Linked DNA regions of Homo sapiens: region 2 is linked to region 1. A link is a contact called in ENCODE Hi-C or POLR2A ChIA-PET data. All regions are on one chromosome and are shown on one strand. Each heading gives the region's core, a stretch centred on a gene start or an enhancer-like site at or near the end of the contact. The rest is flanking DNA. Distances are from core to core; before and after follow the strand shown.

Region 1 (2,700 bases), core at 125-2,624:
AGTCTGATTTCAGGATACTTCTCTTTCTACACTGCCTGAAGCCCTGCCCACTGCGAGAGCTTCCCCATTACCGCCGTCTCTCATGACCACCCTGAATGAGGCGGCCAGAGTACATCTGCAGCCAGTTTTTATTTTGTGCCCACATTTCAAGCTCACTCACCCCTGCACCAAGCTTAACCTTTCCCCTCCTCTGTCAGGTGATCACAAGGGACTCTCCCATGTGCCTCTGAGTGCGATCTGAGGGAAGGGCGCTGGTGTGGGGGTGATGGCACATGGGAGCGTGGGTCACAGCTCCATCACCAAATCGTTCCTCTCCTCATGTTCCTGCCCCTCGTTTATGTTGTGACTTGACCCTGGTTCTTGCTCTGGAATCCAGGAGGGAGGTGGGGACACAGCCTAGGGCAGGGATGTGCATGTTGTCTGGCAAGATAAAGGCTCAAGTGATCCCACAGGGAGCTCTGGAGCTAGGATGTCCCTTTGGCATCATCCTGAATTGAGGTGAGAGGACTGGCCCTTTTCCCTCCATATTGTCCAGACATTGGCTGCAAGCTGCCTCCCGAGAGAGTCACCACAACCTTGGCCAGGGTAGTCAATGCCCAGAGAAGCTCTCAGCTGTGAGCTGTGAGCAATGGCTCTCCCAGCAGCTGGGGGTGTGAGTGCCTCGCTCCAGAAGGGAGATCTAACTCTAGAATTCACCCAGCGCTCTGCTCTGTTCAGCCGCCAATAATACAGAGAAGATTCTACAGGCCTCCAGAGAGAAAAAAGAGGACTTAGAAAAAAATAAAATTAGAAAACAACATTTTATTTTTAAAAAAATTCCTTCCTTTTGTAAATGTTTGCTAAAATCATCCCTTAATCAGTTAAGGGATCAATTCAAAGACTACTGGTTGAGGTAGTACTAATTCTACTGTGTCAAAAACAACTCGCTTTACTAAAGTAAGCCTTGTAGGGGTAGGATTTGGGGTTGTCCTGTACAACTAACTGCTACCTGGAGTCCTCTACTTCCCCTCAAAGGAGAAAAAATAAGAACGAGAAAAAGAGCAGAGGCGGTACAGAGGAAGGATCACTCTGAAATGAGCAGAGGAACGCGTGGACCATGCAAGACTGTGGGGCTCCCCGTGGATCGCCCCGAAGTGCTCTGAATACCAAGCAATTCTTCAAAGTCTTATCACAAGACAGTGACCATCATGTATAGACAGCTTACATTTGTTGAGTAGGAAAGTGTCCCAGGGCCTGCTCCCTGCTCTGCCACACGTGGAGGCCCAGGGCTGGGGCTGTGTTCTGTGGGAGAAATCCGCGGGGTCGAGCTGGTGGGGAGACGCCTGGTAGGGCGAGGCGTTTGGTTTACTCTTGTGACTTTGGTCAACGCTCTGCAGGTTTGGCCGGCTCTTCTCTAGCGCCCTCTGCTGGAAAACGTCAGGAACTCTGTATTGAAAATACGTAATGAATATTTTTCAGTTTTTGGGCTTTTCTAGTGGGGAATTCCAGGTGCTCTCTCCAAAGCCCAGAGCCTCCCCAAGAGGAGCAGCTTTTACGAGACATTCTAGAAGGCAGAGAGGAGAATTCTGCTTCAGTCTGGTCTGAGAGGGGCCTGGGAGCCTCTCTGGTGGGTAAGAACCCAACTCTGGCACTGTCCCCCGCTGAGACTGTGAGCTGCGAGGGAGGCCGGGGTGCAGGCCTGCCTCCAGCGTGATTAGCTGTCTCAGGGGACAAATTCATCCCCAAGTACACCGTGAGGGGTTTCTGCCTCTCTTCCCATCTTGCTTTGAGGGTGGTAACAAGATTTATTCTTGAAATTGAAGGGGCTAAGTATTTTATACCAAACCTATAATTTGTTTTATTATTTTTTGAGACAGGGTCTCACTCTGTTGCCTAGGCTGGAGTGCAGCACTCACTGCATGCTCTATCGTGGCCTCGACCTCCCAGGCTCTGGTGATTCTTCCATCTCAGACTCCCAAGTAGCTGGGACTGCAGGCGCCCACCACTATGCCCCACTAATTTTTGTATTTTTATTTTATTTTTTGAGACAGAGTCTCACTCTGTCACCCAGGCTGGAGTGCAGCGGTGCAATCTTGGCTCACTGCAACCTCCGCCTCCCGGGTTCCAGCGATTCTCCTGCCTCAGCCTCCCAAGTAGCTAGAATTACAGGCACACACCACCATAGCCAAATAATTTTTGTATTTTCAGTAGAGCTAGGGTTTCACCATGTTGGCCAGGCTGGTCTCAAACTCCTGATCTCAGGTGATCCGACCGCCTCAGCCTCCCAAAATGCTGGGATTACAGGCATGAGCCACGGCGCCTGGCCATATTTTTGTAGTTTTAGTAGAGACGAGGTTTTGCCATGTTGGCCAGGTCTTGAACTCCCGGCCTCAAGTGATCCTTCCATCTTGGCCTCCCAAAGTGCTGAGATTACAGAAATGAACCACCGCGCCCGGCCTAGAATTTATTTTTATATCGGTCTTCCCAAGTGACAAGTGCTGTTCTATAGAACGCTCACTTGAAATTATGCACAGGGAACTTTTTGCTCAAAACAAAAGATCCCCATGTTCAAATACGACTCCTATGGAATGTGCTTGCGTGCCTCCTCTGGAGACTGTAAGCTTCAGGTGGAAGCTTGGAACTTAGGATTTCATTATTCTGTGGACGCAGGGATCGGTGGATGGATAGGAGGACAAACAAATGACACATTCCTTTTTTTTC
Region 2 (2,700 bases), core at 164-2,663, 72 kb before region 1:
TGTGGAGGTGACGAGTGTGCTTTGGGTCAAGATGGCTTGGTTTCCACAAACCAGTGTTGTGATCTTGGGTAGGTAAACTACCTACTGTACTGAGCCTGTTTTTACATTTATAAAGCTAGAAAATGATGACAATATCTGACCTGCTTACCTCACATGATGTTATAAGGTTCCACTGAGATAATCCATGATAAAACATGTCAGAAACAAAGTATGAAGCACTACAAAAATATAAGATTTCAGCTACAATATCAACCTGGAGAAACATAAACAAAAAGAGAGATGTTGGACCACTGTGCAAATCAAATAATTGAATGAATAAATGAATATATGATTGATGTCATGGTGCATATATATTAAAGTGAGTCATGGAAATTTACAAACGATTTCGAGGTAAACTTGATATGTAAATTATGTCTTCAGAATACATGGATAAGCTTTATTGGGCAATTGGGATTTTGGAGACTGGAAGGAAAGAAAGAAAGGAGGATGAATGGATGAAAGGGAAAGAGGGAAGTCATATCAAATTAGCCAGAGTGCAGGAGACATTGCAGGCAATATATACGAAGATTAGGAAGAGATGATTGGCAGACTCAAGGGACAGGTTGAGGAACAGAAGACAACAGGACACTGGGCCAACTGTAAGCAACCAGGTGCTGTTCCTACTTATTTAAGTCTTACAAACCACCCCATGAGGTAGGTATTATAATCCCCACTTTACAGAATGGGGAGGAGGAAACAGGCTCAGAGAGCCTTATCTGGCTTAAGGATATACATTAGTAGATGGAACTTATATAAAAACTCAGATCTTTCTGAAGTCCAAGCTTCTGTTCTTTCTTCTACGTCAGAAGTCAGGATTTATAAAGTAATGAGAGATCCCAGAAAGCCCAGCGAGGGTGAAATGGTGGGGTGGGGTGGGAATAATACGGAAATGAGTAGAGAACAATGAGTAGAGAAAATTTCTCCTTCTTCACAACCTTATTTTCGTTTCATATGACCCAATTTCATCAAATTATTTTAATATGCTCATCTCCTAAATAATCAAGTTTACATGTGGTTTTTTTTTTTTTCCTTCTCTCTTTAGCAAGAAGAAAAAAGAAGGTAATTATATTCAGGCTAACCTGCCTTTTTAAACACACAAATAACAACCTCTTAGCTCTCCCCTCCTTCCCCACCCAAACCACCTCCTCTGGAAATAAACACATTACCAATGCTGGAGTTGTTGCATGACCAGAATTACGGGACAATCAACAGTAGGAAACGATATTGCAAATACAATTGAGGGCACAATACACAAACAGCCTTATAAAATTTCTCTTACAAAACTTCCTGTTACAGACATCTTCCCATAATTGGTGTGTGATGCCATTGGCCAAAGTATCAGGGCAGAAATAGAGAGCCTCCCGGTTCTCATTATAATTAATTGGCTGTAATAGAAACTTTAAACAATTGGGTTCATGATGTAATTGTGACACGTACTTCCTTTGATGAAATCTTCCATGGGCTGCAGGAAATGGGTCAGTAAGGAAGTATACATGCACCAGGTGCACAAGATCCATGGAAACTTTAGTTTTCGTTTTCCTACCCATAGGCCAACTCTTTTGCTATGTTCCTTTTCTAGGGAGAACTCAAAGAATTAAAAATTGGATTATAAGAAAAATAACCAAGAGTCTTCTAAAAAGCGCATGCAATAATGTCACTCAGAAGGTAAAACCAAGCTCTCACAACATGAGGGACCTCTCGCAGAGACCTCCAGGTCTGGTTTTCAGAGCTCTTGGTGACTATTAATATCAATTGCTCTTTTTTCTCTTTCTTTCTGATCAAATGTTGAGCTGTGAAGAGATGTTCCCACTATTACAGGAGCTGGGCAGCCTAGCTTTGAATCCCTGGTGACTTTACTTGAAAGCTACTTTACCCTCTCTGAGCTGGAGTTCTTCATCCTCAGAATGGAGCTAATTAAAGTACACGAGTTCAAGCAATCCTTCACCTCCTCTGGGAGCTACAATCCATACATCCCACTGTATCTTTGCTGTCCCTCAACCCCCGACATCTTCCCTTTCCTCTTAGCCCAGCTTAAATTCCACAGCCACTCCTTTGCCTAAGCTCTCAACTGCCTTACCCCTTTCTCTTACCAGTTTTCTCTTGACAATTCCCTGACCCTGATGAAGTCCAAAGCACTGCCTACTTTGTGCTCGCACCTGGGCCACTGAATGTGGCTGGACAACAGCATTGTCACACTAACTGCTCTCCCTTTAAGTTCATGATTATGGACTTCAAGTGGGACCCTAATGATGGTTGGTAAAGCCCATGTATTGCCGCAGACCACTTACTTTCCCACTGAAATAACAGAAGCAAGCAAGTAAGAACTTAAACTTCCTTCCACCACGATGTTTACCACTCACCTGCTTCTGTGCTCATAGACTCTGCCTTTACTTCTGTAACCATGAATAAACTTGCTGAGCTCCAGCTAAGGCCATTCCCTCCACCTGTGTTATAAAGTCATGGACCCTGTATCCTCTTATCTCTCACAGAATTGGCTCCAGCAATTCACTCCTCTCTCTTTTGCATCATCCATTTCCCACCCTTTGCTGCATCATTCCCATCAACATACGTACTGTCTGTCTTCAACCTCAACCAAAGCCTTTCTCCTGGCCCCACTCTCCTCTCCAGCTACTGCTTCATTTCTCAAATCTGTTTTTTTAG

Evidence for each region. A loop is a pair of places that touch in the nucleus more often than their neighbours do. ChIA-PET counts read pairs that join two places held with the same protein, here RNA polymerase II (POLR2A). Pooled maps may share reads with other maps.
Region 2: a map of endothelial cell of umbilical vein shows a loop between it and region 1 (4-fold over the local background). The contact joins two enhancer-like sites. A Hi-C loop is called at or near these places in 5 of 168 maps with a recorded cell type or tissue (A673, Right ventricle myocardium inferior, dorsolateral prefrontal cortex and 2 more), 2 of 37 single-sample maps with no recorded cell type and 6 of 50 pooled maps. POLR2A ChIA-PET finds 5 or more read pairs at or near these places in 3 of 52 experiments (CD4-positive, alpha-beta T cell, GM12878 and MCF 10A).

Annotation. Positions count from the first base shown.
Region 1 is chr20:20,823,762-20,826,461 of GRCh38, forward strand. No RefSeq gene overlaps it. Among named protein-coding and RNA genes, the nearest start is that of RALGAPA2, 110 kb to the left of the region's middle. Within about 2 kb of position 1,375, at least 2 of the 41 ENCODE cell types and tissues checked have a DNase peak (open chromatin) inside an H3K27ac peak, as active enhancers do; they include A673, where a contact is called at or near this core.
Region 2 is chr20:20,751,523-20,754,222 of GRCh38, forward strand. No RefSeq gene overlaps it. Among named protein-coding and RNA genes, the nearest start is that of RALGAPA2, 40 kb to the left of the region's middle. Within about 2 kb of position 1,414, at least 4 of the 41 ENCODE cell types and tissues checked have a DNase peak (open chromatin) inside an H3K27ac peak, as active enhancers do; they include A673, where a contact is called at or near this core.